Linked DNA regions of Mus musculus: region 1 is linked to region 2. Evidence: chromatin contacts called from ENCODE POLR2A ChIA-PET data. All regions are on one chromosome and are shown on one strand. The core of a region is the stretch at or near the end of the contact, and the rest is flanking DNA. Distances in the headings are between cores, read along the strand shown. Region 1 holds the start of Pla2g10 (phospholipase A2, group X). Region 2 holds the start of Bfar (bifunctional apoptosis regulator).

Region 1 (5,710 bases), core at 577-3,076, 59 kb before region 2:
ATATCAAAAAGGTTTGACTGAGTGGTGACCAAGGCCAGGCAGAGTAGTGATGGCCACACAAGAAGCATGACATGAGACTGTAGAAGGCACGCACACTCCAATGGAAAGAGCATTACCCACTGGGTAGCAGGAAAGGAAGGAAGACTTGTCCCTGTGAATTATCATAGCAGGGACCAAGACAGATTGAGTACCAAGTGGAATGAGTTCTACTCATGGCCCCTCTTCTCTTTTCTTTTCCTTCCTTCCTTTCTTTCTTTCTTTCTTTCTTTCTTTCTTTCTTTCTTTCTTTCTTTCTTTCTTTCTTTCTTTCTTCTTTTTTCTTTTTTCTTTCTCTCTTTCCTTCTTTCTCTCTCCCTTTCTTTCTTCTTTCTTTCTTCTTTCTCTCTCTTTCCCTTCCTTCCTTCTTTCTTTCCTTCCTTTCTTCTTCTCTTCCTCCTCCTCCTCCTCATTTGGTTTGTTTGTTTGTTCATTTGTTTGTTTTAAGACAGGGTCTCTCTGTGGTAGTCCTGGCTGTCCTGGAACTCACAATTTAGACCAGAATGGCCTCAAACTTAGAGACCTACTTGCCTCTGCCTCCTGAGTGTTGGGATTAAAGGCATGGACCACCTACTTTTAATACTTAACATTTTAAAATTATTTTAGTGTGTATATATGAACATGATGCATGGGAGGGCACAGTACAAGTCCAGAGGTCAAAGGACAACTGTGTAGAATCAGTTCTCTCCTTCCCCCTTTACATGGGTTTTAGGATCAAACTTAGGTTTCTAGGCTTGTGTGGTTCCCTCTAAGCCATCTCACCATGCCTCTGGCTTCCCAGTTCTCAGACCCTCAGTGTCTCTCTATGACAGTGAATGGGTTGGGGTCCTAGGCGTACAACCTGTGTTGTGAACCTTCAAGCCAGGGAAACCCAATTCACCTTGTCATTTTTTTTTTTTTTTTTCTGGAGATCATTCTTACCCTTACTAGAATTTGTCCATGGAGGGGGGGTGGTTCCAAGGTTTCACTCAGATCAGATATGAAATCTAAACAACAAAAATTATTGACCAATTGAATAGTGCTAGTCTCAGGGGCAAAAAGCAATAATGTGTCCCAATTATCATGCCTTTTCAGTATGAAAAGTAGGCATCAGTTGAGTACACCTCCTTGCTTACACACATTCCCCAGAAGAACCATAACCATCCACAAACGGGAAGCCTGAGGCAGACTGCACGGGATAGATAACTCCCACACGATCCTGCTCGCTCCATTCCAGCCCTTGTGTCGTAAGCGCCCCTCCCCCACCTCTCCGAGGTCTGCCTCATTGTATAGTCCAGGCTGGTTCCGAACTCCTCACGTTCTTCTGACCTAGCTTTCTAGTCCACCACCACCAAGGCTCCAGCTCTTTTTATTAGAAATGGCTGCCTGACTTGGGACAACCCTTGACTACCTCAGTTTCTCGCTTTGTGGTGGTATTAGTGAGGAGATTGTAGAGTGTTAATTGTGACTGCCCCACAGGAGCAGTTACCCGCGTTGTAAAATGTTACAGTAAATTAGAATAACACGGCGAAAATTAGCATACCGTCCCCCTCCCTCCCCCACCCCCACCCCGCATTTTAACTGCAGCGTCAGCAGCATCTTTACACTCTGTGGAGGCATCCCCGAACCTGATCCCCTTTTGGCCTCAGCATTCCATTTGGTGTCTGGATTACTTTTTGGAACTAATCTGCAGAAGTCAGAGACAGTCACTCCTCAAGGCTCCAGGTGACCACTCCTGCTTGACTCCGCCCCACGGAAAGAAGGTGAGGTAGGGGGCGGGGCTGGTGGTGGGGGTCGGCAGGATTGGTGAGTATACTGGCCCTTCTGGTCAGTCCTACACCTGTCACTCTCCTATGTGTGGGCCACCTCTGTGACGGGCAATAATGCTGCTGCTACTGCTGCTGTTGCTGCTGGGACCTGGACCCGGATTCAGCGAAGGTAAGTGAGGACTGACTGGCTTCCTCCTGCCTGGGATTTTTTCCTCACCGCCCCAACTCAACACCTAGTTCCAGCACCCTGAAGCCTTAAAATCCCCAGTCCCTTCATCAGATGCCCACACATCCATCTTCCCAGACACCCAGGAGTCATGTCTTTGATTCCTTCCAGAGCCCTCCACTTAGGCATTTCACTCAGGAACTCAGAAGGGGAAGAGGGGTTGGTCTCAGAGTCCTCCCTTCCTGAACCCCATAGTTACTGCGGTCCTCTCCAGCAGCCTGAAGCTCCTAGCCTCTGATCCTGAGTCATGTGAACTGGCTATCACTTATAGAGGGGGTTTTCCTCACTCACTCCTACTACTCTAGAAAGGCCCCTCTTGGTGATTCTTTAATCCTAGAGTACAATAAAGCATAGAGGCACAGAACCAACCCCGGCCTTACCTGGGTACAGAGGTGCAGGTGTGAAGCCTCTCTCCTCCTGGACAGGCTCACCCAGACCAACATCTCAGATGCCACAGTTGCTCCAAGCAGCACTTGGCCGGCTAGCACACAGCTCAGGGATGCCTAGGACGGCCCACAATGGGCGTAGACCTTGAGCTTTTACAATGCCCTGTGGGTCCTGGCACTGCCATTGGAGGTTGCCCACAGGTAGACAGAGCAAACAGACCCCAGCCTGGCCTGCCCCACCTATGTTGGCATAAAGGGAGTGTTTTCTTTGGTTCCAAACTTAGTGCTGCTGTGTGTCCCTCACCTGGGCCCTTCATGGGCAGTCTTAGCCTCTAAAAGCAGAGAGTGGCTGGGGGTGGGGTAGGGGGAGCTCTGCAGATGGTTTCAGGGTATGGTGTTGGGAGTGGTTAGGCTAGGTGTGTCTCACCTGGACTTGGTGGCTCCTGAGGTCAACAGACCTTTCCTAGAAGCCTTTCCGTGTGCCAGAGCTACTTGAGTCAGAGATCTGTTCTGGAAGAGCAAGCTAGAAGGGCACCCCCAATAAACAGGCAGCAGCATGGGCCATTGGCAGGGTAAGGCAGCAGGGAGCAGGCTGAAGAGAAGGCAGGGGCAGTAGTGTGATGGCCTGACTGGAGGGAAAGCTGGGTTCTGGGGAGGTAGGAAGGCTTCGGGATCTAGCTTGGGATCTCCACTGGGGCTTGGGGGACAGTGAAGCTGGGAGCTACATCCCAAATGGGAACCAAGGAAGGCTCAAGGGAAGTGTGTGGGCTATTAGAAGAGAGCAGACTTATCCAGAGAGGAAAATGTAGCCCAGGCTGGCCTCAAACTTACCATCAAGCCAAGGAGAAGCATCACTTCTGATCTTTCTGCCACAGTCTCCCAAGTGCTAGGATTACAAGCGTGGGCTACCTTGTCTTATGATACTGGGGATGGAACCCAGTGCATGCCAGCAGTGTATGCTTCCATCTGGGTTATGCCCCGGATTCTCAAACGGACCAGATTTTTCTTCTGATCTTCTGATCTGAACCACCTCTAAGATAGAACTTTTTCCATGAAAACATGATTCTATTTAAGTTTAGTGGAGAGCCCTCAAATAAGTTATTGTGGTGGAAACATGCTCTAAGTGACAAATGGGAGTCACAGCAGCCCAGGGCAAGGTTTCACTGCCAATGTACTCCACCGTGGGGAGGATATTGTGGGTACATACATACATCAGCAAATAGACTTGGGAGTTTGTCCTGCTCTGCTGCAATTCCCCCTTCCTCACACAGATGGAGAAACACCAGTACATGGGCTGTAACCTTAGCTCCAGTGCTGTGGGCTGTGGGAGTGGGAAGGCTGCTTTTGTTCCAGAAGGCCTCCTTTTCTATCTTTCAAATGCAGCCTTTAATGTACACACCTTTAGCCCCAGCACTCAGGAGGCTGAGGCAGGAGGATCTCTGTGAGTTTAAGGCCACCTGATCTATAGAACACATTCTAGAACAGCCAGGTCTACATGGAGAAAACCCTGTCTTGAAAAAGTAAAAAAAAAAAGAGAGAGGGGAAAAAAAAAAGATCTGAATTTCAATGGAGATTTTATTGCACAAGGCACTTTTTTCTGTGACTTGATGCCATCTTATCCTGCACTAAGCAAATGAGGAAAGCAGATCACAGAGGTATGTAATTTGTCCAAGGTCACATACCTAGAAGTAGGATCAAACCCAGTCAAGTTGCTACATCTAGGTCCTTCTTGGGCCAGTGCCTCTAACTAGGGATAGGGAAGCTCTGACCTTGAACCTATGACCTTTGTTTATCTCTTAGCAACCAGGAGGTCACATGTATACAAGCGTGGACTCCTGGAGCTGGCAGGGACCTTGGATTGTGTTGGGCCTCGATCTCCGATGGCTTACATGAACTATGGCTGTTATTGTGGCCTTGGTGGCCATGGAGAGCCACGTGACGCCATTGACTGGTGAGTGTACACTGGGCCCAGAGTAGAAAAGATCTCCCAAGTCCTAGGACAGCCAAGGGCTATGAGAAAAACACCAAACTGAAGTCCAGTTTTGACTCAGAAAGATCCCAGAACCTAGCATTACCTTGAATACAAAGGGCTCTAGGGTCAGTGAGGAGGTCTTGGTGCCGGCTAACCTTTATCCTGGCTGTGGCCTGACGCTTTCATTGAGGATAACATAAAGCTATCTAGACCACTGTACAGCCTGAGGAGCTCTGAGGATCCTTTCCATTTCGTAGATAAGAAAGCTTACTTCAGAGCCATTAAGTTGTTTATCTAGTGCCCAGAGTATGGGCATAGGTGAGAGTGGGAGGCTTGGAGCTATTAACTCTTTGTGAACCAGGAAAAGCAAGTCATACTTGCAAATATGCACATATACACATTCATATACACACATTCATATATACACATTCATATACACACATTCTTGTTAGGCCCAACCACCTATCTCATCCACTCCACTCATTCTGGATGAAAAATAAGCTCCAACCTTTATTGTTCAGAGAAAAAAAAAAGCTTCTACCTTTTCATTGCTGAATGAGAGAAGCCCTGACACTTTCTCAAGAGAAGAATAGATCACATGGTTTTCCAAGCATCTTTATACTCCAGAAGTTCATCATAAGTCAAATAAGAAGTTTCAGCAGCAATGTTTCTATTAAGATGAGTTATCTAAACATTTATTATCTGTTACTAGTTCCACACGTTCATTAAGAGTTTAAAACAGAGGCTGATGAGATAGCTCAGTGGGTAAGAGCACCCGACTGCTCTTCCTAAGGTCCGGAGTTCAAATCCCAGCAACCACATGGTGACTCACAACCATCTGTAACAAGATCTGACGCCCTCTTCTGGAGTATCTGAAGACAGCTACAGTGTACTTACATATAATAAATAAATAAATAAATAAATAAATAAATAAATAAATAAATGGATTCACAACATCTAAAAAAAAGAGTTTAAAACAATAATTCTTATATCTTAAGTTAGTATGGTTTTGTCAAAAGGCAAATTATCTGTCTTGTGTCTCACTAGTACTGAAGTTTTATATAGATCAATCCAGTCATTATTTCATTATCTGTCCTTGCACCCACAATAAAGTATCCACTCCCAGTTATCAGCCAATGGTTTCACAGCCATCCCAGAAAGAATGCCTTCTCTGATCACAAATCTGTTCCAAGCCTGCTTTCTAGCCTAGCGCAATTAGCCTGTGACACATGAAGAATTACAGAGCCCTAGTTGCAGCCTTCATACTATAGAGGGCTCAAAATTACCTGTATAAATTTAGGAATTCTATAGAATCATTATTAGGAATTATGAAATCATCAAT
Region 2 (5,805 bases), core at 2,229-4,728:
CAGTAAGCCTGACTACAAAGTACAAGTGATCAGAATACCAGGCAAACAATGCCCAGAGAGCTGGAGAGGCTAAGGATCTGTGAAATGGTGGGAAGCTATCGAAGGGTGTGTACACCTACACATAGCCTCATTCCTCTTGATTCAGTGTAGTACTTAGCATACGTCAAAAATCAAATGTTGCTTTTTGGAACTTCTTGGATTTTTCTGGCAGGACTGGAGGTAGAACTCAGGGCCACTGTACACAACAGATAAACACTATACTACTGAGCTACATTCTCTAGCCCACAATTGAACTGAATTTTCCCCCTCATTCACCATTGAACTTGCAGATATGCAATTTATAGATATGGACCTGACTATGTACCTGAAACAAGTTCTTCACAAGAGCCTGGAAGTTTACAACTACATGTAATCTGCATGTAAATGCCTAATTATGACAGACTAGGTATGGCTAAAGTGAAACTTAAATAATGCTCATTTCCTATTCTCTTTTTGTGAATTTCTTTTTTTTCAATGTTTGAATCATCTCCCTAGAGCAAAATTCCCATCAAATTGCCCAAAACCTTCCCCACTAAACTGGACCCGACAGCACAGGCCTGTAATCCCAGCCGCTCAGTGGTGAAGGACTAAGAGTTCAAGGTCATCACTGGCCAGCCAGCGAGTGATGCATGAAACCATCTCAACAAAACAACACTCCCTGCTATGGAAAAAGAAAATAAGACTAAATAAAACCTACAGCTGTGGTTTTATTCAGTAAAGAATATGAATGACATAGTAGTAAACTAACTTCTCTAGTGCTGGGAACTGAAGCCAGGACTTTGTTCACTCTAAACACACTCTACTACAGAGGTAGTACCTTCAGCCCCAATCCATATAACTAAGGCTTTGAACTTGCAATCTTCTTGCCTTGGTCTACCAAGTAACTAAAGGTCTGCACCACCAGGCTTTGGCTTGTTAAATGTTGGGACACCATCATGTCTGGCTGTCAAGTGAACATTTTCACTTACAGCACAAACTTGAGGCAGAATGATCACGTTAAATCTTAGCTCAACAAACCATTAGCTGCTTGATCTAGGGTAGGTCATTTACCTTTCTTTGTATCCCTATAACAGTGGGGATAATAACCATATATCACAACTCACAGGAGTTCCTTCTATTACTAAGATTAGACTCTGTTCATAGACCACCTATAAATTTCTGCTCCTTGAGTGTTTTTTTTTTTTTTCTTCAAATGTTCCTCCTGAAATGACTAAGGTAATGCCATCCTGTTTTGAATGTATTTTGTCTTTCCCTTTTCCGCAACCCAATGTCTGCTTTGGATACCCATTTGAGGTTACATCTAAAATTATGCCCTGCCAGGAATGAAAGTTTACTCTGATCCTCATCTAACTTTGAGGTAAATTAAGGTCTTTGAGGTTTTTGTCTTTAAAAACTCTATCCCTGGGCAGAGGCAGCAAGGGATATTTTCAGAGGCATAAGGCCACTTATGGTCTTGTCATCAATTAAAAGGACTTAAAATTTTTTAACTGGCATAATCAGCATGGTTGTCAATAACTATCTTAAATGGATCATTACACTCCCATCTGTTAAGATTTCTGAGTCAAAAGTATCCACTCACAAGATCCAAACCGTCTTTGATGATTAATCCACTCCAAACCCAAGTTAACTGTGTAAGGTTTATCTGTGTGTTACCTAATCTGGACTATTTGGTAGAGTGTTTGCTGACTGGTTCTATCATCAGCAGTGTATAAACCGGGCATGGTGGCACACACCACTCAGGGAAATCTCTCTTTTGCATAAGTCCAGATTTCTAGACTCAGTTCAAGAGTTTCATTTTCTCCCTTCTCCATTTCCTGCTACTCAATTCAGAAAGCCAGAGAAATCAGAAGTCCAAGAATTATTCTTGGCCAGCCTGGATTACATAAAGCCTTTCTCAACAAATAAAACAAGCCAGGCATGGTGGCATTTAATCCCCACGGGCAGGTGGATTTCTGTGTATTCTCGGCCAGCCTAGTGTGAATTATTGGACAGTCAGGACTCCATAGAGAAACCCTGTCTCAAAATGCACCCCCCCCAATAAACAAACAAAGAACCAAAACCAAAGTTAAGTCTTCAGAGCGAGGCCAACCTGGGCTCCCAATCTGGTCACCCTTTGTTCTCCTCGAGCTTCATTACTTTCCATTTATCAAGCCATACTAATATTATCGCTAAAGGATTGTGGGATTAGATGTCAAACTTCGACCAGGTAAAAAGTTTGCTGACTGATAATAATAGCATTACTAACTGTCACATTTTACTGAATGCTGTTAACAGTGTGGTTAGCATTTATACTGCCAGAGAGAAAGGGGGAAAAGGGTGTGTGTGTGTGTGTGTGTGTGTGAACAGCCTGGACAGAGTACAGCTTTCCCATCAGGTTTATGGACGATATTCCCTGGCATATACCGTGCACTTTGGTCGGGACACATCCAGGCTGTTTATAAAAGAGCACTGACAAAAGTAAATAAAACTTCATCAGCACGTGCAGTCCGTACCTAAAGGTGAAAGGAAAACTCCTTCGCATTGGCCTCTCCTGGTGTGACGTTGGGGCCACTCCAAGGGCGGGCCAATGGGCTTCCGTGGGGAGGACCCAATGGCTCCCACTTTCTCTTCTCAACCAAAGTTAGGGGTTTGCCCCTTGCCCAGTTAAAGGTCCCCAGTTAGACACAGCGTCTCTCTTCTAAAACACACACACACACACACGCTCTCATCAGCACACGATTTTTGAGTCGTGTGTATGGGAATGAGAAGAGCTAAGTTCTAGGTCAGCCTCGGTGTCACTTTGGAGTCTGATGTTCCGTTATCCTCACTTCCCATTATGAAACCCTCTGCCTTGGGACAGGAAGGTGCCTCGGATTTAGCCGACGTGGCGGGCGCCCATAGCCCGCAAGTAAGTGGAAACAAGACCCATCTCTGTCACCACCCCAGGGTCGAGTGGCTCTGACCCAGACCCCGACGCGGGGGAGGACTAGAGACCTGCAGTGGCGTGGGTCTTCGCCTCGTAAGGGAAGGGGCTACGGTCCGCAGCCCTGCTGGGACGCGTCCAGGCCGGGGTGAGGAGGCCCCAGAGCCTGGACCCACCCCGCCAGCGCAGCTCCGGGAGCGGGTTCAGTCCCCGCCAGCGCAGCTCCGGGAGCGGGTTCAGTTCCGTCTCCCGCGCCGCACTCTCAAGCCAAGCGCCCTGCCGGACCATTACCACCCCACACCGTGCCGAAGCTCACCTCGCCACTAGTCCTGGTACCCACTCTGTCACCGCCACCTGCCAGGACCCCGCGGAAGTAGAGGACAAGGCTTCGCTTCCGGAAATAACCTGGGCCTAGGGGCCGACTACGATCAGCTCCCGCAACCATAGAGGAGAGACCTCTTTATGCTCTCAACCCCGTGCGACCTCCGGCTGCCTAGAGCGGCTGCTCTAGGGGCATGCGGGCGCATGCGCACCAACGCGACCCGCCCCTTCCTTTTCGTCCGAGCCAAGCACAGAAGTCACCGCCCCAGGTCTGGAGGTTCCAGCTGGATTGCGTTCCCGTATTTAGCTAGCTTTATTCAGCCATCAAAGTCTCCCACAGTGCCCGAATGCATCGTAATAGATCTTAACTTCACATTTATGAAGAAAACCACAGAAGCAGTCCTTAAAGTTTTATTTATAGAGTCGGAATTTGGGGTAAAATGGCGTTATCACATTTACTCCGCAGCTACCCACCTTGATCTAGATCTGTTGAGAACTCAATGGTACTATGTTTTCAATCTATGACGTTGTGAGACCATGCTTGGCAGGATGATCTTTGTGAGTTCGAAGCCAGTCTAGTCTACGGAGTGAATTCCAAGACAGTCAAAGCTACATAGTGAAACTTAACCAAAGAAAGAAAAAGTTCCTGTTTCTCAGTTCTGATTTAATAAACTGTTTGCAACCCCATTCACATGTACGTGCCCTCGTTCCTTCCCTTTCATTGTATCTTTATAAAAACGTGTTAATAGCCAACTCGGGTTTTGTTTGTTTGTTTGTTTGTTTGTTTGTTTTCGAGACAGGGTTTCTCTGTATAGCCCTGGCTGTCCTGGAACTCACTTTGTAGACCAGGCTGGCCTCAAACTCAGAAATCCACTTGCCTCTGCCTCCCAAGTGCTGGGATTAAAGGCATGCGCCACCAGACCCGGCAATAGCCAACTCTTTAAACAACTCTTTAAACTCTTATCTCCTATAAGCCAGCAGAGGCTGCTCTCTCAAAACCCGATTTAGGAGGAGACAGTCAGTTAGCCTAGGTGTACCCCCCAAATACAGCTTGCTTTAATTGGACAATCATTGATTTGATCTTTCAAAATTTTAACATCTCTACGTTGTTGGAGATGGGGCTGGGAATGAAGCTCAGTTGGTACACTGCTTGACTAACATACCAAGCTGTGCTGAGTTCGATCCCAGTAGCATATAAACGAACTGGGCTCGGTGGCACACCTGTAATCCCCAAACGAGGCAAGGAGTAGGCAAGAGGATTCGAAGTTGAAGGCTGTCAGGCATGGTAGCGCTTTAACCCCAGAATTCAGGAAGCAGAGGCAGGATCTCTGTGAGTTCGAAGCCAGCCTGGCCTACAAAGTGAGTCCTCTTAAGACTGCCAGGGCACTGTTGTACAGAGAAGCTCTGTCTTGAAAAAGAAAAAAAAGTTTAAGACTATGGAGACTTAGCTATGGAATGAGTTTGAGATCAGCCACCTCTAAAGGAATAAATGAGAGTGTTCTTTTCAAGTTGGTAAAGAGTAAAACTGATTTGTGCTAGCAGAATTTACTTTCTAGAGAGTGATCTAGTAAAGGTAGAAACCTTTTTTTCTTCATTGTGATAACAGATACATAACAGAATTTACCATTTAAGATTATTTTTCCTTATTAAGACACAGCCCTGGGCTGGTGAGATGGCTAAGAACACTGGGAGCTCTTCCAGAGGTCTTGAGTTCAATTCCCAGCAACCACATGGTGGCTCACAACCATCTGTAATGGGATCTGATGCCATCTTCAGGCAGCAGATACATATGCAGGAGAGCACACATATATTATAAATAAATAAATAAATAAATAAATAAATAAGACACAACCTTTGTAGAACAGGTTTAGTCCTGAATTCAAATGAACTCTCCAGATGGTTGGATTGCAGGTGTGTCCCACCATACTTCCCCTGTTTGTTTGTAGACAGGGTTTCTCTGTGTACCCCTGGTTGTCCTGGAACTCAATCTGTAGATCAACCTGCCTCTGTCTTAAGCAAGAAGGGAGATAGATATGCATAGTATTTAGTGTAATGAAAGTTACGTTGTATTACGCTGAGGTTTATCACACAAGGTTCACACTAAGTTCCTAACTATGGTCCTAAGCCTATCTTCCCAAGGCTGCTCACCTGTGTGATGTATCTCAGCTGAAGATCAGGTCTAGTCTCTAACAGAAGTTTCTGAAGGTCAGCATCCTGGGGGAGATGTTCGAGCTCCAGGGCAGGTAAAGGTATCATCATTCCCGATGTGCAAAGCAGAGAGAGACACATACACACAGAGACAGAGAATAATTTCCAAAGTTCTGTGACCCTAGGTTACCCTCACTAATGCACTCTGTTAAAATAAAGAAGCAAACTGTATATATTTAGATATGAGAGGAAATAATCTAACAATGACTAGCTGGGACCAGCAAGTCTAAGGTTCTAGTACTTGTTCAGTCTCACAAGGCTGGATGTCTAAGTTGGTCTTTTGGAAGGAGGGCCTCAATGCCAGTGAAGGAATGGACTTCCTACAGGGTAAGCAG

What was found. ChIA-PET counts read pairs that join two places held with the same protein, here RNA polymerase II (POLR2A).
Region 1: POLR2A ChIA-PET joins it to region 2 with 17 read pairs in Patski. The contact joins the promoter of Pla2g10 here to the promoter of Bfar in region 2. POLR2A ChIA-PET finds 5 or more read pairs at or near these places in 3 of 5 experiments (Patski and embryonic stem cell).

What each region holds. Positions count from the first base shown.
Region 1 is chr16:13,726,600-13,732,309 of GRCm38, reverse strand. It overlaps Pla2g10 (phospholipase A2, group X), which reads left to right and starts at 1,826. Exons shown (of 4, transcript NM_011987.4): 1 at 1,826-1,953; 2 at 4,197-4,347. The coding sequence starts at 1,899. It overlaps Pla2g10os (phospholipase A2, group X, opposite strand), which reads right to left and starts at 2,474. Exons shown (of 3, transcript NR_040574.1): 1 at 2,391-2,474.
Region 2 is chr16:13,669,531-13,675,335 of GRCm38, reverse strand. Bfar (bifunctional apoptosis regulator) reads right to left here and starts at 3,478. Exons shown (of 8, transcript NM_025976.5): 1 at 3,258-3,478.